Linked DNA regions of Mus musculus: all the other regions are linked to region 2. Evidence: chromatin loops called from intact Hi-C (ENCODE). Cell type or tissue: heart. All regions are shown on one strand.

Evidence for each region. Hi-C counts contacts between places; a loop is a spot of excess contacts. Peaks named below come from ENCODE experiments on the same cell type or tissue, not always from the same donor. Only the 100,000 strongest peaks of a DNase experiment are listed, where the experiment ranks them.
Region 1: it touches region 2 in a loop (7-fold over the local background); 38 of 42 quality-filtered maps call a loop at or near these places.
Region 3: it touches region 2 in a loop (4-fold over the local background); 15 of 42 quality-filtered maps call a loop at or near these places.

Annotation. Positions count from the first base shown.
Region 1 is chr1:88,559,521-88,567,520 of GRCm38, reverse strand. Gm19589 (predicted gene, 19589) reads right to left here. Exons shown (of 6, transcript NR_037971.2): 5 at 7,531-7,653; 6 at 5,355-6,945. Gm41912 (a long non-coding RNA gene) reads left to right here. Exons shown (of 3, transcript XR_878356.1): 3 at 584-815. Among named protein-coding and RNA genes, the nearest start is that of Gm41912, 6.5 kb to the left of the region's middle. In heart, a CTCF peak has its summit at 4,987 (motif pointing left); a DNase peak (open chromatin) is centred at 4,980; H3K27ac peaks cover 205 bases.
Region 2 is chr1:88,702,958-88,710,957 of GRCm38, reverse strand. No RefSeq gene overlaps it. Among named protein-coding and RNA genes, the nearest start is that of Arl4c, 4.8 kb to the right of the region's middle. In heart, CTCF peaks have their summits at 4,929 (motif pointing right) and 5,615 (motif pointing right); a DNase peak (open chromatin) is centred at 4,987; H3K27ac peaks cover 241 bases.
Region 3 is chr1:88,353,226-88,361,225 of GRCm38, reverse strand. Trpm8 (transient receptor potential cation channel, subfamily M, member 8) reads right to left here. Exons shown (of 27, transcript NM_134252.4): 17 at 6,705-6,817; 18 at 5,879-6,095; 19 at 1,483-1,574; 20 at 500-641. Among named protein-coding and RNA genes, the nearest start is that of Gm51639, 25 kb to the right of the region's middle. In heart, a CTCF peak has its summit at 3,596 (motif pointing left); no DNase peak of the experiment used is centred here.

The DNA of each region.
Region 1 (8,000 bases), 140 kb after region 2:
CTTAACCACTGAGCTATCTCTCCAGCCCCCCAAGTACTTTCTTAGGGAAGGTTCTTAACAGGGGAAGAGGAAGTTGAACTTGTAGGTTTGCCCAGGGCTACACGACCTTCCTTCATCATAGAGAGTGCTAGGCTTAGCCTCCTCAGACATGGTCAGAGAAGGGGAAGCACTGCTGGAAAAAGGAAGTCCTCCATTTTGAACACAGCACAGAGAAACTATCTGGACATGGTAGACTTTGACCTTAAGTAGCAGGGTTTCCCAGCAACAATGATGTTTTTATTTGTTTTCTTAGTTTTACTTCTTTTTTTTTTGTTTTGTTTTGTTTTGTTCTTTCTGAGACAGTAGTTTATAGCCCAGCCAGCCTGCAAATTCCCAGTGATATTACTGTGTAACAGTTTTCTCTGAGATTGAAACATTCTATTCTGCAAGGAAAGGAGGCTCCTTAAGTAGGAAAGTAAGCAACTCAAAAGTAGCTTCAGGAAGTCCCTGAAACTAACCATATTCGCTAGTCCCTGAACTAACCACTTCCTATCAGAGTAAACAGTAAGATCAATCAATCAATCAGAGTCCATCTCAAATAAAGGGAAATCGAGCTGCAGGGAAGACTGCAACCAGACCAGCTGCCCGGAAGAAGCAGAAACCAGCTGAGCTACCTGGAAGAGTCACTCGGAAAGGACATTCTCCAACTTGCTGAGCTGCCTGCAGGCTGTGCAGTGTGCTTCAGGTTTCTAGGTTTGTAAGCTGTCATTCATGCTGGGGTGGGCCTTGATGATACAGCTGTCTTTGAGTCATTTCTGCTCCTGTACATGACCCCTCACCCATATTCCTGTAAGTAACTCCAATAAAACTCATTGGTTCACCAAGTTGGACTTTAGTGATATTTGTACTTTGGTTTGTCATGTGATCCCTGTTTAGGGTATGTAGACATGTTTGTTCTGTCCAGAGAAAGTTTGGTCACAAAACAGTAGCTACAGCTGGCCTTGAGCTCTTGATCTTCCACCTTCAGCCTTCAAAGGCAGGGATTACAGGCTTGCCAGACCACATATGTGTGAACATGCTTATTACATGTATGTGAACTCCTTGCTGTGTGTTTGCTCCCTGTTCAATTGTCATAAGACAATGTCTTAGGGTTTTACTGCTGTGAACAGACACCATGACCAAGGCAAGTCTTATAAAGAACAATATTTAATTGAGACTGGCTTACAGGTTCAGAGGTTCAGTCCGTTATCATCAAGGTGGGAGTACGGCAGCATCTAGGCAGGCATGGTGCAGACTGAGAGTTCTGCATCTTTATCTGAAGGCTACTAGTGGAAGACTGCCTTCCAGGTAGCTAGGGTGAAGGTCTTAAGCCCATGCTCACAGTGACACATCTATTCCAACAAGGCCATTCCTCCTAAAAGTGCCACTGCCTGGGCCAAGCATATACAAACCATCACAATTACATTTTAATTTAACTTTAGATTTTTTTCAAGATATACAACCTAGGATGTAATTTTAGAACCCTGACCAGACTGTTGTTCAGGCTACAGTACCTGCATTAGCTCTTCCTTTCTCACACACACTGACACCCGACTTAGAGGCTGTGAGCCCTCAGATTATGGGTTTTTAGGTACTCAGTTTTCTCACCTGGGGAAGTAAGTTTATTTCAAAGGAGGTATCAGTGGCTACACATCCTGCTTCCTAGCCCTTTCCTACCTCCTACCTGAGAACCAGAGAGCCTAGCTACAGACCATGAAACCACCCCTCCCCCTAGAGCTGTAAGAAGAGAATCTCCAACTCTCCACTTTCTACTCTCTACCCTCAACATGCTCCTGATTCATGGGACCCCAGTTTCTTTCTAAAGAGCCCCCCACCAGGCAGTTTATTCCTGACGCTGGGGCTTTAATACTTTTCATTGCCCCCTCCCCATGTTCTCCATGTTGTCTGTTTAGCCATGGTGCTAATATTTTTTCTAATATTAGCTCTTCATACCCAATAATCTATTCTAGTGTCTCTATAGAGTACGCACCTGAAACCTCTCATGCAAGTGTCCAATATGTTCTATATCTCAATAAGGATTCTTTAATTTTTCAAGAACAGAACCACTGTACCAATGACTATTCCTGAGTGTGAAGTTAACCAACAACTGTGCAAAACATAATTACTGGAGAAAGCCAGGTACGAGGCACATGGACCTCTTTGTTTTTTCTTACAACACTTTGTTAATCTACAATGATCTCCCAAGAGCTTGAAGTGAGGATCCAGTGAGCCTCTTTCCTCCCTCAATATCTCTCACATTATAATGTTAAAAATGAACCTTGGGTTTGGGCACAAGCCCTGGATGATAGTCAGCTACCTCTACTTTCTCTCTGGAAGACTCAAGAAGAGCTCATTCTCCCTGACTCTATGTTCTTAGCACAGTAGCTTGCCCTTCTCCTGCTGCAGCTTAAAGCAAATACATCTCTTATTTACACAACCAAACTACACGACTGTCACCATGGTTACTCTCTTGGCTCCTTGTAGTTTTATCACACTCTCTGCAGATGTGGCCTCTGCCCAGAGAAGGTTTGCTGTCATTTCAGAGAGCTCTGGGTCCCGCTGCAGCTCAATGTTGTCAACCTTTGGTTATCTCCTTCTGTATCCCATGAAGAATTCCTGGCTAATCGGTATGGTCTCCGATGATTGCTGACAACCATAAGTAAGACTGGCTGTGCAGCTGGTGGAGGCAGTTCACCTGGGCTCTGGGTAGGAATGGCAGGAGGGGAGGCAAAGGAAATGGTTGGCATGGGATGCTTCATCGGGGTCTTTTCCTCCCCTTCCTTCTCCTCTCCCTGATTCCTCTACAGAATCTCCTGGATGAGGTATTTTACAGTATGTACAGGTTGTCATCTGCTCTCGCAGATTTTTCCACTCCTAATTTTGTCACAAGGTTCCCTGAAAGCTGCCAAATGTCAGCAATTAAGCCTCTAACCAAACCCTGGCTAGATGAGTATGGGTTCCCATTGTCCTGGCCATGCATTTCCTATCTCTGGTTGTAACCTTGTCCTTTTCAGGACCTACTGAGAGCCTTCCAGTGGGTTCTATGAGGACCCTGGCTCTTCTGCAACCTCTCTTCCTTCAGAGGAGGACAGCAACTTCTGTTTAATGCATAGTAAAACTTGCTGAAGGTGTTACTGACTCCAAGTACTCTGGGATAAATTAAAGTTCAGTAAAATGCAGCGAGGTCTTCTATCTTGCTGGCTAGTGTCCTCCACCTCCTTCTTGTGCCCGTGTAGAGCTGTGTGGGAGACACCTGTATCCTGTAAAGGCTGCTTCTCTCAGAGGACCACATCGAGCAGCCCAAGTACCTTGGAGCTCCCTGTTCTCACCAGTGTCCTGGAGTGCTGTCCTTAGCCCAGCTCCCCTTCCTGCTAAAATGTCTGGTTATATTACTGAATGGCAGAGGCCTGGCTTCAGAGATGGTTTCCACCACCACTGGTGTGAGGTGAGAGGAGACAGAATCTCGAGTGATCACAGGGCACAAAGAGATACCTGTCCAAGACACCTTTACCCACTGGTCCAACTCACCTAGAGTAAACATAATAGATGTAAACATGGCTCCTGGGCATCCCTGCACAGATCTGTAATCAGTCATAATACCGTAACTCAGGTTGGCTGGGCTCTGAGCTCCGAAGCTACGCCATATCTCTTCTGTTCATCAGTGCTATCTATAAGGGGTGCTTACCCCAGCAGGTGAAAGCAAATGGCTATCAATGGGGCCTATAGGGAGGAAAGAGTTCTTGCAAGGGATAGATGCTGGACCAGAGCCAAGAACAGCGATGGCTTTAAGACATCATTGGATAAAGTCAGGCTGGGTCTCAGGTCCTGCAGCTGAGTGAGATCATGACTCTGATGGCATGAGGACCCGAAAAGCCTGTCAGAGCAGGGGAATAGAGTAGGATTGCCAGGCCCCAGGGCCAGTGGGTACTATTGTTCACTATTTCTAGATGGTTGAGATGAGCTCTTCTCTTTGCAGTTGAGGACTCTGTAACCTTCCTCATTGTGTATCCAGAGGGTCCAGACTTTCCTAGGGAGCTCTCGGCTCACAACACGATAGCCATGCCACAGGTGTTACTTACTGCTGCGTGGCTATTCTGGCTTTACTCTAATGCTCATGGACTGAAGTATGAGAAGTCCTGCCTAGGAAGGCACAGAGCACAAGCCACACAATGGTTCAGAGAGGCTGTGGCCAGAGTCAGCCTAAAAGCCCAGAGGTCCCATGAGACAGAAGTCTTGGGCTGGGCATGTGGGGAAAATGAATACAGAAGACCAAACTAGAGCCAGATAGCAGGCAGTAGGTGCTGGGACCTAGGCTGAGAGACCGAATGGACATCTATCCCAGGAGAATCTTGGGTTCAAGTGTAAGTTAGCTAGGGAATGTCATGACGAGGGCCTTCCCCTAAAGCTGAGGGCTCTGAGAGCTCTTTCAACACTGGCCACAAGGAAGGCCTTGTCACCATGGTCCAAAGACCAAAGTACTGGACATGGAACCAGTGAATTCCTGGCCCAGGGATCCAGGATCATCTTTTATTTTATTTTTTTTATTTTATTTTATTTTATTTTATTTTATTTTATTTTATTTCAGAGTTCAAACAGTTGGCCACACTGGGTCAGGTACTGGATCTAGCAAGTGTGCACAGTAAACAGGCCCCAAATCCCTACTAGTAAACGTGTCGGGCAAGGACAGTGGCCTTGTTCATGAAAGAGGAAGATGAAAGATGTCTTGGGAGGTGAGAGTTTGGGCAAAGCCAGGGTACATTGTTGAGAACCACACTCTCTAAGAGGACAGTGTAAAGGAAAACCAGTCCTGTGTAGCTACAGATCCCTGGAGAGCTTGTACACTGATCATGTATAATTGTTGCATGTAACCCCTGCAGCAACAGTGGCCAGGGTGTTCTGTTCCATTGTCCAATGGACAGACATGTTAAACAGTAGGCAGAAGCCTGTCCTGCCCCACAGCGCCCTCTTCTGGCCATATGGGAACAGCCTGTTCTCAGGCTCAGTGGTCAGACGTGGGGACTACTCCCAAGTTGGCTGGGTAGAGAGAGACTCTAGGGGAGAAAGCAAGACATGTGTGAGCCTTTGACTTAGAAAGTGAGGCGGAGGGTACTAAGGCAAAGTGAGATAGAAGCTTCTAGCAGATAGATCCTCACCTTGATTGTGTGCGCACACCTGTGTGCAGTACCTTGTCATCTATAGGACAAGAACGACCACTCTGCTCATTCACCTCCTGCAGCAAACGTGGGTTTTGTCAACCTCCCTGACAGGCTAAGCAGCCAACCCAACTGGCAGCCCAGGCTTTGGTGTCCATTCAGGCCTTTCTCAGTCCTGAATTAACTTTTGATTAAAAAGTTTTTATTAAAGTAACATACTTTCTAATCAAATGGAGAATAGGGAAAAATATAGATGCAAAAATAAAAATGAGCCTATCCAGTCTCCAGGATGTGACTCCATTGCCATTTTCATGTGGCTCCTTCCAAACCCTGAGGTAGTATTAGATATTTTACTCTGCAAGTAATATTTTGTTTTCTTCTGTAGCTGGGCATGTGACAGGAAGACTGAATCTCACACACTTTGTTTGATGGCTTTATCATGCACCCCGACCCCCACCTGTCCAGTGGTCATTTCTCAGAGCCTACCCGTTATGAACCATGACATTACAAAAGCTTATATATGAGGCTTAGTGGCTGGGGTGAAGTCCTGGAAGACGGATCACGAGGTGGAAGGGTCTAGGTTTAAGTTACTAGGATGGGACTATCACACCAGGCTATTACATGCTTGCTAGGGATCTGAGCTCAGAGCCTGATTGCATAGCAAGTGCTTTACTCTGGAGCCGTGTCTACAGACGCTGGTGTAGACACGTCACTGTTGTTTTTAATGTGCATCTATTTCATTACCAGAACAGCCGAACATCATGTGCATTTTTCACCGAAGTCTCTGAAGGGCCATTGGATCTGCAGTTCCTTTCCTTACCCATAGAGAACACGGTACCAGAAATACGACCAGAGGACCAATGGGGTCAATGATCACAATAAAGATGAAGGTGGACACCGGCCCACTTGAAAACCAGATCAGCCTTTGAAGAGCATTAGGATTCAATAATGTGCCTATCTCATCCTAGACAAGGTGCTAGAAAGGGCCTGTGGAGAGGTCAGTTGGGGAGCAGGTATTCCCCAGGAAGGGCTCGGTAGCAGAATAGGCTCCTCTGTTGTGCCTATGAACTACCTGTGGTTTTGTCCTGTTGCTGCTAAATGTGCTTGCAGCACATTTATCTTCTATCCGGGTTGGCTTGCCAAACTGATTCACTAAAGGCTATTTGCCTTTTCTCAGCCAGGCTTACAGGGTTTTTCAAAAACTGTTTCAAAGGAGCAAGTGGCAACAGTTGCTGGCATCTTTGATTCCATTGTGCTTAAGGATCTCCGTGGTCCATCCATTGAGCCCTGCACATTGCGAAATTCTCGAGCAGCCCCAGTGTGAGGAAGGAGCCTGGCTTACACAGAGACGATGTCAGTTGCCAAGAACACAAATGGTGTAGGGTCAGGTGGTATGACTCAGGCCAGCACCTCAAAAGCCAGGTCACCCTGAAGTCAAGAGCTGTGACTCAGTGGCTCACATTCCCGAGTCAAGCATTTGGGAAATGAGAGCATTTATTTGGGTTTCTAGCTGCTGTTCCGGAAAGTGTGCTCGAGGTTGCTGATAACGGCTTCTGCAGCAGATTCCAATTTAGGGATGATGAAAAAGCTCCAGGGAGGCCAGGACTCATCACAATACTCTGCTCCGAGAGACATCAAAGGCCACCTGGATTCATCTGTCTGCCTAGAGGCACAGCTGTTCCCAAGAAGAGTCTCATGCTTGATGCTGTTGTTGGTGGTCCTTTCCCCTCCCCGTTCCATTTTGTTTACTTAGTTTTAAAAGCAGGCTGTATTGCTGAAATAGTAAAAAAACAAAACAAACTGTAGTCATTGGGCCAGCTCACCAGTTGAAGGTGTCTGCTGCTAAGACTAACCACTTGAGTTCGATTTCCTAGTACCCATGTGGTAGGAGGGAACTGACAGCTACAAGTCTTCCTCTGACTTCCACAAGTGTGTTCGCTCGCACGTGCACACACACACACACTCTCTCTCTTTCTCTCACACACACACGTATACACTCACACATATACATTCACATGCACACTCACATACACACTCATACAAACTCTCACACACAGACTCACATGCAGATACACACTCACATACATACACACATAGTCATGTGCACACTCTCACACACACATACAAACATTCACACATACACACATACTCTCACACCACATACACACTCATGTACATACACACTCTTATACACACACACTCACACATACATACATACTCACATACCACATACACACTCACCCACATACCCCTACACACCCCCATACACACTGAATTCTTAAAAGAAAAAAAAAACAGTCATCTATTTAAAAATAGTTTATAGCTACCATTCATTAATCTTCTAAATGATAGTACTCACATACTCTTAACTGCTCTTGTCTGGTGTGGTGGCACAGACCAGCAATGCCTGTAGCCTCAGCATTTGAGAGTTTGCAGCATGAGAAGCCAGAGTTTGAGAGCCTGGAGTGCATAATAAGACTGTCTAAAACAAACAGAACAAGTAAATAATGAGCAAATGGAATAACATTAATGAAACCATTGCTGTGTAAATAACAGCAAGTACTATCGCTTGTGAATGTGCCAGGAATGTAGCTCATCTCCACGAACCCTTACAAAGTTCCGTGTTGCTCTTACTGCTGTTTTACAGGCGAGGAAGCCGGGGCAAAGGCAAGTTACTAAGTTGTTAAAAACACATGGTTTGCACACCTCTGAGAGGAATCCCAGCTTTCATGAGAGCCAAAGCCCATGCTCTGTGCTGTTGGGGCAACTCAAGCGCACAGTCATGCTCTTTGCTTAAATAAACACGACTAACATGAAGAAGTGATACAG
Region 2 (8,000 bases):
GGCAGTGTCCAGGCAGGCATGGTGCAGGAGGAGCTGAGAGTTTTACATCTTCATCTGCAGGCTGCTAGCAGAAGACTGGCTTCCAGGCAGCTAGGACAAGGGTCTTAAAGCCCACGCCCACAGTTACACATTTCCTCCAACAAGGCCACACCTCCTAATAGCATCACTCCCTGAGCCAAGCATACTCAAACCACTGCCATCACCTATCTGTCTAACCCGTTGGGTGACACTTTCTAGGGAGGCACTATGCAAATGTCTACTCAATCCAAACAGAGAGCAAATGACAGACCAAAATAAGGATATCACTAAAGTTCAACTCAATGGACTTTAGGGGTCACTTACAGGTCCATGGATGAGGGGTATGTACAAAACCATGGAAGACTCAAAGGCAGTTACATTATCACACCCCAGCGTGGATGGAAGACAGCTCATGAATTAAATCTACGTTCATTTCTCTGTGTTTGTTCCTCTTTATCTTGTATCTTCCTTCTTGCTCCTCATGAGTTGACAAACTACTGGCTTGTTTTCTGGAGTTGGTATCTTCAGTTTGTCTTGCTTCTCCAATCTGAGCCAGCACACCCCAAATGGACCAAACTTGGGTTCATCTGGACCAACAAAATACTAACCAGCAGCTATAGGCATAATGGCAAGAGGTGAGCAGGGCTAGCTCCCAGAAGAATTGGCTCAGGAGGGTAGAAAGCAGGAGTACAGCCTGCTGTCTGCAGAGCTAAGGTGCAGAGATGTTACATGATCTACAGGTTCAGAAATTCACACAGAGTATCTATCACAAAGTGAACTGGGCCCCATGAGTGCCTCCTGGAATGGGCTGTCAAGAGAAGATTTCAATTACCACAGCAGAGAAAGTCTAGTAGCATCTTCTTTTCTCAGAGAAGTTTGACATTTCTCTCTGGGATCTTTTGCACTGGGGGTTCCTGGCCCTACTTTAGCTTGGCCAGCAACCCTATACTGCCAGCTTAATGTGTGACCTTTCTCCTGGGTTCTTCTGCGTAGGATTCTAGAGAGGTGTAGCTCTCTTTGTTAATCAGCCCTCTACTGCTGCAGTAAATACCTGACCAACTAACTGCTTGAAAGAAGGGAAGGTTAGTGTCGGCTCACAGTTTCAGCGGTCTCAGTTCATGGTCACTTTGTCCTGGCATTGCTAAGTGTTTGGTGGGGCTGAGCATCATTGTGAGGAGGGCCTGGTGCTGTACAGATGCTCATCTCATGATGTCTAGGAAGTAGAGAGGGGTAGAGAAGAAAGGGGCCTCCTCCCACCATCACACAGGTCCCTTAAATGGATACCCCTTTCTAGAGTTTCAAAGAACATGATGACAAAGGCTTTGAGGATCATTTCAGACCCAGAGCTGAACACTTCCCTAAAAATGAATGGTTAAAGGTCTGGAGGACACAGGAGCCCTTGACAAATGTCACCCATAAGGAGTGAAGCCTTTCTGGGGAAATGGAGACTCCTATTGACCAGGCTTTTGTACCCTTTAAAATATATATTTACTATATGAACATTGTACCCCATCAAAATGCTCAAAAATACGTCACCCTTTCATTCCTTGGATCTCTTGAATATCAGTTTCTTGAGAGAGTAAAGTTTACTTGGTTGTCAGCAATTAAACGGCCATATCTCCTTTAAAAATGATATATTTGGCCAGAATGGAAATACCAGAAGGAAAAGAAAAGAATAGAAACATGAAAGGGGGTGCTAAGACTCCCCGTGCTTTATTCTTTTGCTTTTGTTGTAAATATCTTTTTATCTTATCTCTGTGCTTCTTTGTGGGTTGCTTCTTTCCTGTTTGTTCTACTGTTGCCTAGCAACTCTGGGCCCAAAGAGTCAGCTTGATGCTCGGCTAGGCCATGCTAGAGGTAGAGGTTTGGGTTTTGAGAGCTAAATTCCTCCACTAATCAACTCCCTGCAGGGATTGGGCATCTTGCTTTATGAAGCTAAGCAAATGCGGATGGCTACCCTCCTCTGTCTTTCTCTAGAATGCTGGCGGTGGTGATGCCTACTTAGAAGAAAGCAGCTGAGCCTGGCGTTCTCAGCCAAGCCTCCGTCTCTGCCCCTGACCAGAAGGCTGCTCCAGGGAGCTCAGCTATCCCAAGATGGCAGAGCCCCACCAATGGAAGGCTCCAACTCATTACCATGTTAATTCATGGTAATTCATTGCCAGGCTAATTCCAATTCATTACCACGTTAATTCATGGTAATTCGTTACCAGGGTAATTCTATCAGTTACCTCTTCCCTATTCCCAGACAGGGTAGGTGATGCCGGAACACATGCAAAAATAGAACCATATACTGCATCCCTCAAAGGCTTAAATCAAGGCAGGTGTGCTCAACTGAAGAAATACCACTGAGGGTTGCTGAAAACATTCAGTGTCTTCATTTCTAGAGCTCCTTGAGTCATCTTGTATCTGAGGATGTCAGAGAGACGTGAAAGACACTAACCCTGTGCAAGCTCTGATGCTGAGGAAGAGTCTGTCCCTCCCAAAAGCTAGGGTTTTAGACAAGTGCCACTGTGTCCAACTTCCAGCTTCTGAGAGTCAGAAACTCTGAGCAGTAGACATGGACAAAGGGATGAGAGGAAGAGCATCTTCAGAAGGAAGGTGTGGGGACAGTCCCATTCTGTGGGCCTGTGGCCAAGAACACAGGTCACAGGTCAGGATCTGAGATGCAGAAGGGACGTGCCTCACAGGCACAAGTACGGAGACTATGGGTGGAGCAACTTGAAACTGTAAGCATGTCTACCATCTTGGGTTTGACTCAGTCCTGCATCCTGTGAAGAAGGCTATGTGCTAGGCCAGTAGGTTTCTTAGAGAAGAGTTTCGTGGGTAGAATGTCACTTGAAAAGACTGAGTAAGAAAGGAGCCAATACCCCTTTGTGTTTTCCCATTGGTCACCAGTGTCTTCGGGCAAATAGTTTCGGGAGGTTGGAAGTGGGGGGACAGGAGCAATCGAGTGAAAGGTATTTTCAGTGATGGATGGGCAAACTATTAGGTTACACAATTCCAGTAACTCATAAGAAGGAAAGAATAATCTCAAGTGGGCCCAGCTCCCCTGCCAAGCAGCGAGGAGCGCCAAAGGCCTCTATTCAGACGCCTGTGCCACATCTACCGGAGGATGGCTACACACAAAGCCGGCTGTTGTATCCAAAGGAAGGAGCATCCTGGGTGACCACACATTAGACCTAGGGAGGGCTGGCAGCAGCTAGGGGAGCCGATAGACCTAACAGAGCACCATTGTTCTCTGTCTCCTGGGGCTGGCCAAGAGGGCTTTAATTAAATGAAAATAAACACCATCTCAGTTCACCTGGGGAGGAGGGAGGGGCAGCTGAGCTTCCATCCCATGCCTTTCAGTTCATGGGGTAACTCTCTAATCACTGGAAATTTGTTCTCTCTCTCTCTCTCTCTCTCTCTCTCTCTCTCTCTCTCTCTCTCTCTGTGTGTGTGTGTGTGTGTGTGTGTGTGTGTGTGTGTGTGTGTGTGTGTCTGTGTGTCTGTGTGTCTGTGTGTTTCTTTTCTCTGGCATTATTAGAGTAGGAATCTAATTAAGGTGATTGCTTTATTAAACAAGTAGAAATGACTTTTGCACACTAAGCTATCCTTCCTTCAGTTCAAATGATGTATCCCCCTGAGAACTGGTCATCCCAGCAACCCCAGAGTCCAGACTTCTCAAGTTAGGGTCTTAACATCCTTATCAAGATCCATTTAGTAGATAACACTTAAGGGTTAGAAGAAGGCTTGGCTTTTTGACATTTTTTTAAAAATCCTTAATAAGAAACACATTTGAAAATCGGGTGTGGTGGCACACACCTGTAATCCTGGAACTTGAGAGGCTGAGGCAGAAGGTACAGCTAGCCTTAGAAACAGAGATATCCTGTCATTTATTTATAAAAGTGGGATTGATAAATAATGGCTTCTGAATCTTCCTTTCTGGTGAGGAGATGAATGGGAGGGGGAGTTATATGGCTATTATTTTTTCTTTTTTATCAAATCAGCAACAAGAGTACCAGACCCCAGCAGCAGTAATTGTTAGAAACAGCAGAAGCAGAATTGTGCCAACCCCGTGGCCTAGCGCAAATTGAAAATAAAACAGGCTGACTTTGAAAAAGACATTTTTATTAAAATCATGGGCTTGAAAGGATAATTGAACGGCAGATCCTTTGTGTTCCCATCTTTTTCTCCGCTTGAATAAAACTAAAGCCTCAGGCATAGGAGATGCTTGTCTGTTTCTGCCTAGCCTCCTGCCCAGTCACCAGCCTCCCCTTAGCGTGGGTATCTTACGGTCGCCTTGTGCTGGCGTTTCACTCAGTGTGGAGACTGAGAACTGAGCAGTGATTGGGACACATATAGTCACTTTCTCAGGCTTATCGACATTTCTTCATCAAGGCCCCGGCTTTACCAGGCTACTGCAGGCCTCACTCTCACCGTCCAGCTTCGTTCCTCCATACCTCTTCCTGCCCTGTTCTCCCTGCGTCCCTGCTGCCTCAGCCTTTGCTGAGTCAGGTCCAGTCACTGGCTGCTCCTCCTCTCTAAACTCATCACAGGCTTCCTGGATGCTGGCTTTCCATCCCTGCTCATCAGTTCCTGATTCCCCATGCCCATCCTGGCCCCCCAGCTTCTGAGCAAAACCCCTCCAGGTCCTGCCAGACTTCCCCTCCCCCAACACTGTCCTCTCCTGTTCTCCACAAACTGCAAGGGGTCCTGGCAGGTATTCCCAAGCTCTGAGCCCACACACAGGCATCCCCTACCGTATTGACTCTCTAAGCTTAGCCAGTAATGTCTCTGGGAGTGCTGATAACTTCCGCAGGCAACCGGGGCAGGGATGATCCATCTGGATCCATCCATTCAAGCCTTCAGTAAATGTGTTTTGGTCTTTTCCTCCGCAAGGGCCTCTGCCTATTTCTAGAGCGTACCGGTAGAGGGCGCTCCAGCACCAGCACAATCAGGCACGGGGTGTGAATCTGAGCCCTGCATTGCGCAGCAGGTTTCCAGTCTGTACACGCAGTCATCGTTCTGGCAGGTGCGCATGCGTGCAGTCGTGAGTTCCCATATTCTGATCAGAATCCTGGTCCCTGGTAAAGGATAGCCCCGAGGCTCAGCCTTTGCATTTTATGCTATTAGCCTCACTAAAGGCAAAGATAATTACTATGCAACTTCCTACTCCATTCACTTGATTCACAGGAGAGCAACTTTAGTTGGTGACACATATTTCTAAGCCCTTCAAAGGAGAGAAAAAGAATCTTACAGGATGCGATTTCAAAGTTCCTGCCGAGTTATTCCATTCTGTACACTTGAAGTAACTGAATCCATCTTTGGATGTAGAGTCTTGTGTCAGAAGATGAGCAAAAATAGCTTGTCTGTTGATGAGCTCCGCTCTTGAGAAATATATCACAGGCCCCGCACGGAGCTCACTGTTCCTTGAGAAATGTCTTGGCCTGGTTAATTAAAATGAAGACAGAGGCACAGTACAGCCAGTAGTGTCGGCTCAGGGGAAATACACTTTGGAAGTGGGTGTGTACTTTTTATGTTATGTTATGTTATTTTTGCTGTATTTATTTATTATGTATACAGCATTCTATTTGCATGTAAGCCTGCAGGCCAGAAGGGGGCACCAGATCTCATTATAGATGGTTATAAGCCACCATATGGGTACAGGACCCATGGAAGAGCAGCCAGTGCTCTTAACCTCTGAGCCATCTCTCCAGCCCCCACTGGCTATGTGCTCTTTATCACTGATTTCTTTGCTCATATCAAAGGCACTATTTACTGGGCACTGTGTGTGCCAGGCACGCTGCCAAACACCGTTGTGATCCCACTCACTCCTCAGAAGTGCCGCTTCGCTCGGGTTAGGTACATTTCAGAGACGAAAGCTCTAGGTTGGTGGGGGAGTGGCTATAGTCCTTCCTGTCTGTCAGCATGGCCCAGGATATCTACCTTAAGGGATGGTCATGAAAAAGAGGCTCATTGTGGGTCTGGAGTGTCTGGCCGGTGTGGTTAGTAAATATTTGTTTGTTTGTTTTTCCTCCCTACAACTCCAGGGCCTTTCAGTTGAACTCCACATTTGAAGGAAATTCCCACTTGCCTCAACCCAATGATATTTTTATGCATTAGGAGTTAAATTATCAGCTGTTAAATCAACTTATTGCCCAGTGAGCAAAATTAGAATGGAGGGCCACAGCTATTCAAAGATAGTGAGTAGCTGTGTAATGGTTTTCTTCTGGAAGGCTGTATGTCTATTAATCTGCTTTTTTTTTTGTTTTGTTTTGTTTTGTTTTGTTTTGTTTTGTTTTTTGTACTGGACAACAGACAGCCCTTAACTGCTGAGTGACACCATGAGGTGGAAAATGCAAAGAGAGCAAACACAGCCAAGATGCAGCTGGCAGTGATCAGAACAGTAAGAAGAAGGCAAGTGCCATATCTTATCAAAATTATCCTCTGATTCCTCTAAAGTAAAAGCAAATCCCAACTGGGAACAGGAGCAAGAGGCACCACCATATCATATGCTGGGTCATTTGTGAGAGCCTTACTGAAAGTCCCAAGGTAGCCACTCACCTGCCTGTGACAGAGAGGACAGAGCAAGAAAAGACTCAACCCAGAGAAGGAGATTCTCTTTAGGAAATGCCTACAAGAAAGAAGAGAAAATTCCTCCCCAGACACAAAACTCTGCCTTCCCAGTAACAAACGTGACATGAATTAAACTGGATTTACTGCCTTTTAAATTTTTAAAAACATACATTTAGCATGTATGCATGTGCATGCACAAACACATTACATGTGGAGGACAGAGGACAACTTTCAGAAATCTTTTCGCTCCTCCCATGTGTAGGAGCCGGGGATGGAACTCAGTAATCCATGCTTCACAGCAGACACCCACTCAGCCATTTTCACTGCCCCTCAAGTCATTTATTTTTGTCTATCTGCCCTTTTGGGGTCCCTGAATTCTTCTGTGGGAACCACCACATTTTAGGCTGGAGCCATGTCAATCCAAGTATTGGATCTGAAGCAGACGAGGCAGGCCAAAGAAATGTGTGTTCTGAACTTTTGTTGAAGTTGAACTTTTGTTGAAGGCCCTTTCCTTCTAGGTCCCAAACAAAAGGATGTGAGGCCACAGGAGTTAAAAGGATGGGCACAGAGGGAAACTGAGGACGGGTGAAGATTTGGCCTAGTGTCTAGTGGTGAGCTCCAGGATCCAGCCATGCCAGAAGAGAAAACCCTTATCCTAAACATTTTCCATGTATCCAGAACTATATTAATGTATTTATCACTTTGCCAACTCAATTTGAGATTAATTTGAGACAAATTTTTGTGCCCCTGTTTTTTTTTGGGGGGGGGGGGGAGGGGGTGCCCATTGGAAAGCATCCCAGAACCAATGCATCACTGATCTTAGGCAGGCTGTCTGCACTGAGGTCCCCTTAGCAAGTACCAGCACACAGACCTAAATTTCCTCCTCTAGCAAGCTGGACAGGTAATCTGAGTGGACCTTGCCAGCACCAACATCCATCACCAGTCCCTGGGCTTGAGTCTAGCTGGTGGAAGCCTAGACTGGCTTTTGGAGTTGTGAGAATTAAAAGATGGAATTGAACAGGTGTGATTTTTCTCACAGGCTTTAGTACAAATGAAATCATGTATTATAACAGCATTAGAAAGGAAGGTTCCTCTCTCTCTCTCTCTCTCTCTCTCTGTGTGTGTGTGTATATATATAATTTTTAAGATCACAAATGATAAGCATTTTTATTTTCTTTCCCTGGATTACATTTGCAACCTTTTCTGACCCAGAAGCCTGACCTACACAAATGTAAACCATTTTCCCCTTGGCTGTCATCTCTAGTTCCCATCATCATCAAACCTGTGTCACTCATAATCACCCCCCCCCCGACTTCCCTCCACATGCAGAAATAATATTCATTTGCTACGTTTTACAAGGTAGGATAAAACCACTGAATGGAGTCACGAAATGGAACCCAGAAAATATGTATTTGTGACTCATC
Region 3 (8,000 bases), 350 kb after region 2:
TTTCCAGACAGAACCAGCTCTGGGGAGCAATATCCCCTGCCTGCCATTTCTTCCTGGCCTGTATGTAAAACAAGCCTGTGGTCTTTCTCTCACGTACAGGGTGTGGCACTCAGAGTCTAGTCATCTCTAGGCATTTGACTCCCCATTTATTGTTAGAGAAGCATATTCACCTCCTTGAATTAGAACAACCCCATCCATAAAAAAACGCATGAAAGCCCCTCCCTACATTCGTTCTGAGCAAGCTGTTCAGGCTCAAATGGAAGCATGCAGCAAAGTGTTAACTCTCAGGAAGACCCAGAGACTTGCTGGTAGCAGGATGCGTGGACATCGTTGGTTCTTTAAAAGAACCCTCTTCCCTAAAATCTCCCCTGAAAGTGGCCTATGTTAAAAATATAGCAAAAAAAAAAAAAAAAAGCAAGTGCAAGCTATGCTGTGGACCGACTCTGAGCATGGCAGGCATGGCAAGAGAAGGCCACCTGCCAGGGTTGCTGGCTCTCACCATCCGCTGCAGCATTATAATCTTGGGTCCCAAGTTCCTGCTGACGGTGAAAATGTGGATGAGCCTTAGCGTGAATATAATGTAATCCAGACAGAAAATGACGCGCCCAGAGTACAACGAGCTTTTATTAGAAGAGTGGAGCCTGTGGAGAGAAAAGGAGAGTTTGTGGGACAGGGGACAACATTTCCAAGTTTAATGTGGCATGATTGTGTGTGTGTATATTCTGTGTACACACTCAAACACACACACACACACACACACACACACACACACACACACACACACGCACGCACGCACATTGTGGAAGCCGGCGGCAGACATTGAGTGTCTAACTCCATTGCTTTCTGTCTTCATTTTTGAGTCAGGGTCCTGAACTGAACCCAGAGCTCACTGATTCGGCCAGTGAGCTCTCTCACCTGACTGTCTTGCCCCCAGCCCTGGGTTCAGGAAATGGTGGGTGCTGCCATCCCCTGTTTTATCTGGGTTCTATGGGTGTAAGCGCAGTCCCCACACTGATGTGACAGGCACTTTGCTGCCTGAGCCACCTCCCTACCTCACTTTAGGGCCTTTGATGTTTTAGACTTACCTGAACTCTCACACACTCTAGCTCTGAGGTTTGCAAGATACACTGGTACCTGGAAGAGTGACTGCAGGGCCAGCATGCTGGCTAAGGTCACATGCACCTTCAATTAAATGGGCCAAAATGAACTAACATTGGAAGATGCTAAACATCCCCAGTGACCTCTCCTTGGATTGTAATTATGCCCCCCTCCAAAACCTGTCTGAAAAACAAAAAGGGAAATTTTCAAGAACCCAGAGTGAGGAGAAACTTATGGTGGCCAAGTTGTGTCTCCACAAGGCAGAGTCAATGGGCTCTTATGATCACCTCTGATGGGGGATGAAGTGACAATCCAGGCCTATCCATGGACTTGAGGTGTCCCAGATTTACACCTGAAGTTGGGAAGGTGGCAAGAACCACTTACCGGAATACAATACCCGCTATGAAGTAGAAGAGTCCCAGGGTGTCCATAACGTTCCATAGGTCGGTGAAATAATTCACTCCGTTCATGTACCACTGCAGCAAAAGATGAACAGACAGAGCAATGGGCATCGTGGACACCAGTCTCTGCTAGACTTGTAAGTGTCCACTCAGTTTCTCCCAGGACACTTCTGAGACTGTTTGTGTCAAGGGAGCCCTACCAGAACCCCACTGATCCAAGGGGACCAGAAAGATAGCTGCTCCCTTAGGCATGTGCAGCCATCAGAGCCAAGAAAAGGAGTTGTGTTCTCCCACCCTTCAAAAATGAAGCCTCAGGGAATGAAAGTGACCTGTGTGGAGAAACATGGAACCTCGCGGTGACCACGGACAGCGGTGTAGACTGAGCCCTGCACAAATACAAAGTACCATCCAGTTGTCATGAGTTGCCGTAGAGTTGTGTATTTACAGTAAGTGCATTATTTCTGGCACACACAACAGAACAACTTGATTAGTGAAATCTTTTAAAAGATGTCTACAGGGAAGAAAGATTATTAATTGGGCTCCGTGGTGGTTTGAATATGCTTGGACCAGGAAGTGGCACTATTAGGAAGTATGGACTTGTTGGAGGAAGTGTGTCACTGTGACGGTGGGCAATGAGACCCTCCTCCTAACCACGTGGAAGCCAGTCTTCTCCTATCAGCCTTCAGAACTCTCAGTTCCTCCTGCACCATGCCTGCCTGGATGCTCCTGCTTTGATGATAATGGACTGAACTTCTGAACCTGTAAGCCAGCCCCAATTAAATGTTATCCTCACTAGAGTTGCCTTGGTCATCATGTCTGTTCTCAACAATGAAACCCTAACTAAGACAGGCTCCACACACTGGATTTTTTAAGAATGCCAACCTAGCTGTCTGATCTTTTCATTTGCCTACTTGCTCAGAATCTGGCTACTAGGAGCCTAAGGACCAGACTCCAGGGGCAGCTCAAATAGGGGACAGAAGATTCACTGAGGTGTGATTCTGATTCCCATGTTCATGTCCTTGTCTTCCCATGAACTCACCCACCAAGTCTATTTGGGACTCATATATCCTATGACCTTCTCTGCCTCTGACCCCAAAGCCTAAACTTAGGTGCCCATCCTGGGGATAGTGAGTTTCTCAGATCCACTGAAACCCTGCAATCTGGGATGTAGGATGCACAGCTTGAGTTGCCAAAGGAGGGGAACACTGCCAGATCACAGTGGAACAGTGAAGTCCCCCAGGTCTGGGCAGCCCGGGCCAGACCATGTTCCACTGTGAGGAGACAGGCGCAAGGTTAGGACCCTGGGGAGGACACAGGAGCATCCATTTATCTGGGCAGTGCTGATCCCCAGGGCAGCAAAACCCATTGCCACTCCATGCTTCGGAAGTGGCTGGCACAGGCCCTGCCCACCTGTTCTCTTTCCCATTCCCGCTGGGAGGCTGGTACACACTGATCTGTACAACCCCAGCCCAGCCTCGTCTCGCCTCAGTGACTTCAGAAGCCTGGCCATATTACAGAACCAATAGACAGAAGAGGCCTGGGCCACAAGAATGCCACTACAGGGAGAAAAGATTTCGGGTTTTTTTTGTTGTTGTTGTTGTTGTTGTTGGTGGTGGTGGTGGTGTTTTGTTTTGTTTTTAATGAAGAGACGCCTCTTGTCTAAGGGGGGAGAGTGCAGCTCTAAGCTGTGTTCCTGAAATACCAGGATGTGTTCACCATCTCTTGCACTGTGACAGCCTCAGAACTGAAGGAGCTTTCAGAGAAGGCAGGGTGGAACTTACAACACTATAAACAAACATCCACAGTGCCTGCTTAGCTCCACTAGGAGTCGGTTAACAACTGTGTCTGCACTGGGGACTGGCGAGGTCAAATTAGCTGTGAACATCCCCGCTCTGGGCAAGGGACGTCCCTCCTCACTGAGAGCATGGGTATCTGAGTCCCAGGCACAATCTAAAACAGACAATGTCCTGTTTAGGGGTTTCTCCTAACAACCATGAGTGAGTCTGGCCCATTAAGACTGCACAGGCCTGCAGAGCCTTTCCTTGAACAACCCAGGTGAGGAACTTGCAGAAACAAAGGGAAATAGCGCCCTCTAGTGACAGATTTCTCAAAGACAGGGCCTCACTGTTGTTCCAAGAAAGGCCACCTGGGTTTCTCTCTGCTCAGAAGAAAGTGAAGGCAGGATCCCTCTGTATGTCTCCTTATCTCTGGCCTCAGTAGTCCCATAACCATGGTGACCCTCAGGGGTGACTTACAAGCACATTCCTTGTCCTGTATTAAGAACACACATTCTCAACAACATGACAATAGCAGCTCTGGCTCCTGATACACACAGCAAATGAACGTCTAAAACAAATCACCCTGCTTGATGCTGCTCCCTGGACCACCAGAGCATGTGTCAGGACCTAGGGAGCTCGGCAGACTCCCTGATGGGGTCAGTACAAGAGGAGACAACCTGATCCAGGTTTCTGCATCTCTTAAGGGTCTCTTCAGTAGAAAATGCACCCAGACAGGGAAAGACCAAAGAAACCAGATTACTGCACACCGTGTATTTGCAACTCCTGCTGGGCTTTCCCTCCCTCTCCCTGCCTCTTTCCTCCCCTGTCCCTTCTACCCCTGTCCATCCAATGCTCGTGGCTTAATTCCCTATCGGCTGTGAGTCAATTGACCCTCTGGTCCAGCAGTTCTCTGAATGTCGAGAGTCCCCTGGCTCTGATTATCACACACAGAATATTCCAGCTCCACTCTACTAGTGACACATCACAAGCCAGAAGAAAACTTGGAAGTAAAGGCTGGCCACAGGGAGAGAGGCCATATGTGGAAGAGCTGTATCTCTACACTTAAGTCCTCAGCCCTCTGCTTGGGAACGTGACCTTGTTCGGAAATCAGGCCACTGCAGATGGCGCTGACAGGTCGAGATGGAGTCCTGATCCAACATGACTGTTGTCCCCAGGAAACAGAGAAATTAGGACACACCTGCACATAGGGAGGGCACCATATGGGCATGAGGCTGCGGGTCAGAGTGTCACATCCGTCAGGCACAGAGTGACAAAGATGGCCAGTAAACTTTCAGAAGCTAGGGGACAGCACAGCAGAACAGTCACTTCACAGTACTCTATGGGGTCAACCCAACCCACAACTTCACGTTGGACTTCTGCCTTCCAGAACTATAGTCAGTACACTGGTACTCCGGCCATCCTGTGTGTTTTCTTCCTCCACCTCTGCTGACGTTCCACCATCTTCCACACCACTTACCTACTAATCATAAAGACAGGCATATAGGGCACAGGTACCCAACCCCCCCCCCCCAGCCCTCACTTCCATAGCAGACATCATTAATTGATTAAGACATACTAAGAATTGACAGAGGGCCCCAGAATCCCTCGCAATCCAGGAGTCCTGGAGACTGCACATAAAAATCTACCAGAGAGAGTTGGCATGACAACATAAGCCAACTCAGTGTTCTTAGACTAGTCAGGGCAAAGGCAGTATGTTTCCCCTTCAAATCTCTTCCACCCCTGAGCCTTGTACTTTGTAATCTGTAAATACTCCATGAGTTGTATACCTAACAAATACTTGCTAAATGGGTATATTTTAAGGTTCGGGTCCAGAAGAGACAAGAGAGTGACAGATAAATCTGATAGGACTTGCTGAGACATTTTCCACCATGAGTCAGGACAGCACCTCCTTCACCAACAACAAACATTTCTTCAACATCTGCTACCTCAGTGTGATGGTTTGTAATGCTTGGCCCAGGGAGTAGCACTGTTGGGAGGTATGGTCTTATTGGAGTAGGTGTGGCCTGGTGGGTGTGGGCTTTAATACCCTTGCTCTAGCTGCTTGGGAGTCAGCCTTCCACTAGCAGCCTTCATATGAAGACGTAGAACTCTCAGATCCTCCTGCACCATGCCTAGTTGCTGCCATTTCCCACCTTGGCGATAATGGACTGAACCTCTAAACCTGTAAGCCAGCCCGTTAAATGATGTCATTTATAAAAGTTGCCTTGGTCATGGTGTCTGTTCACAGCAGTAAAACCCAAACTAAGATGCACCTGCTCTATGAGGGCTGGGGTAGAGTTTGGATTCAATGGTGAAGCAAAGATCCTAAAATATGCACATCCCAGGAAACTGATGATCAACCATTGCTGGGGACAGGCTTCTTCAGTGGAGAAATTTGCTCACAGATTGGACTTTGAGCTCCCGTGACGCAGCTTTCATGAGTCGTTTGGGTGGGCTTTTGATGATGCAGATGCTCTCTTGACATTTACCCCAGTAAACTCACCAGCTCCATAGACCAGCCTTGTGTGGAATCATGTCCGTCTGGGATGAGCAGACATGTATCCACATCTCCCTGGAAAGAGCGACGCTGCACTTGCCTACCTGCCTCACTTCATCACAGAAGAGGACGAAGACCAGGGCGTAGAGGATCAGCTCGGGGGTGTGTGGCACTGAGTGGAAGTCCATGAGCAGCACATAGGCAAACAGCAGGAGGAAGGCGATGTAGAAGACCACGTTCCAGGAGAAGACCACGAAGGGCGACGTGAAGAAGGCCACATAGTACCACAGCAGCTTCTTGTGCTTGTCAATGGGTTTCTTCCTAGACAGAGTCAGAGGCAGGGGAGTGTCACCAGTCACATTCACTCGCACACACTGGCACACACATATACTCTTTCACATACTCAGGTACATTTATACACACTGACACGGTCACAAATACACATCACAAACACACATACTTGTATACTTACACATACATGCATGCCTACTCACACAGACATATGTACTCACAGACACACATACTAATACATGTGCACACACACAGTCACTCACACTTGTATTCACACACTCACACATGCACTTGTACATGCACACACAGAGAGAGACACAGAAAGAGTGAGAAAGGAGGGGTGGGGGGAACCATGGCTTGCTTCCTACCATAGACAAGGAACAGACAGGACAAAACTGGATCCCAAGGCTGACCTAGCCAACACTCAGCCCCCCCTCCCCCTTTTCTGATCGGAGAATCCAAATTCAGCCTCATATACTGAAGACAACCTCAGTACCACCTGCTTGAAACCCTACCTAGGAAAAGCCAGGAAAGATGCTGGGCTGAGCACACAGATGCCACAGTGAACACTCCATTTACACAAATGCTCAAAAATACTCAAAGATGCTCACACACAAGATTAGATGCCCCAGTCCACACCTAAATGATACGAGGCCACAGCCCACTAAGGGGATGATGAATAGACACAGGATAATCTTCCAGTTCTTCGTGTCTCGGGAAATCTCTCCATACCATTGCTTAGAAAGGAAATTCTAGGAGGAAACAGAGACAGGGAACACAAGTCTTTATTGATGTAAGTACATGGGGGACAGGACAGGGCCCTTCTCCTCAGCCCTGCCCACTCCCAAAATATCTAACCCCCACATCCACGTCTTCAATCTTTTAGATATTGTCTGGATCTTAATGCATGAAGAAACAACTTAAAATTCTGTTTGATTTTTAAGTATTTTTTCCCCTAAGTTCAGTTCTATGTGCTTTAAAAGAGCTGGTTATGTGAGTGAAAATTCACCAAACCTATGAATTTTTAACCACTATAGTTTTTATCTGTGTAAGCTTAGTTTAAACAAGCATGTTTCAAGCCCCCTCCTCTTTGGGGACACTAAGTTTAAAGACAGGGCCAGTGCAGTCTGCTGAGTCTCCAGGGCTCCTAGCTGGAGGCAGATGGGGTGCTTTTATTTGGAAGCTAAAAGGAAGTCAGAAGAAAAAGGGCCGAAGTAAAACCAAGATGGAGTGCACAAAGACAACTGCTGACTCTCCTTACCAGCCCCCAAAAGGTGGGGGCAGAAAAGGGTTTCCATGATGGCAGAGATGTGAAACATCACATTGCTACCAAAAGATAGATGACTATACCAAAGCAAACAAACAAAATAATAAACCTCACAGCTGGGGAAAACACCAGCCAAAGTGGGGTTGGCATGAAGAAGGCAGAGTAAGGGAAAGCTGAGGTCCATGAAGAGACTGAGAGACTGGTGTGCTATGCCCACAGACCTGCATCTCCTCTTCTATTAGAAAGATGGCAAGCGCCACGTGCTTCTCCTGTGTGCTCGTCCTGCTATATCCTCTTGGGGATGCTCCACAGGTGCGTGCTTGACCAAGGAGGGGCAAGCTGGACCCCGGAAAGAGCACCCAGTAAGTAGCATGATGACCCTGGGGCTTGGGGCACACTCTACAGGGGACCTGGAGGCTGCCAAGAACTCCCAGGGACACCACCCCTCTCATCACAGCATGTCTTCTCCTTCCTCCCACAGCTCACTGCCCACTAATCACCTCCAGCTCAGCTCTAGAGCAAACTGCTTACAGCACCGCCTCCTCATCTGAGGTCTCTTTACTGGCCACCGAGTACAAAGTTTGAAGCAGGAGGCAATCCATGGAGGATTAAATCCCAGTGCTCCAACTTCCTAGCAAGCAAGCATGGAAAATATTCTAGCACGTCTC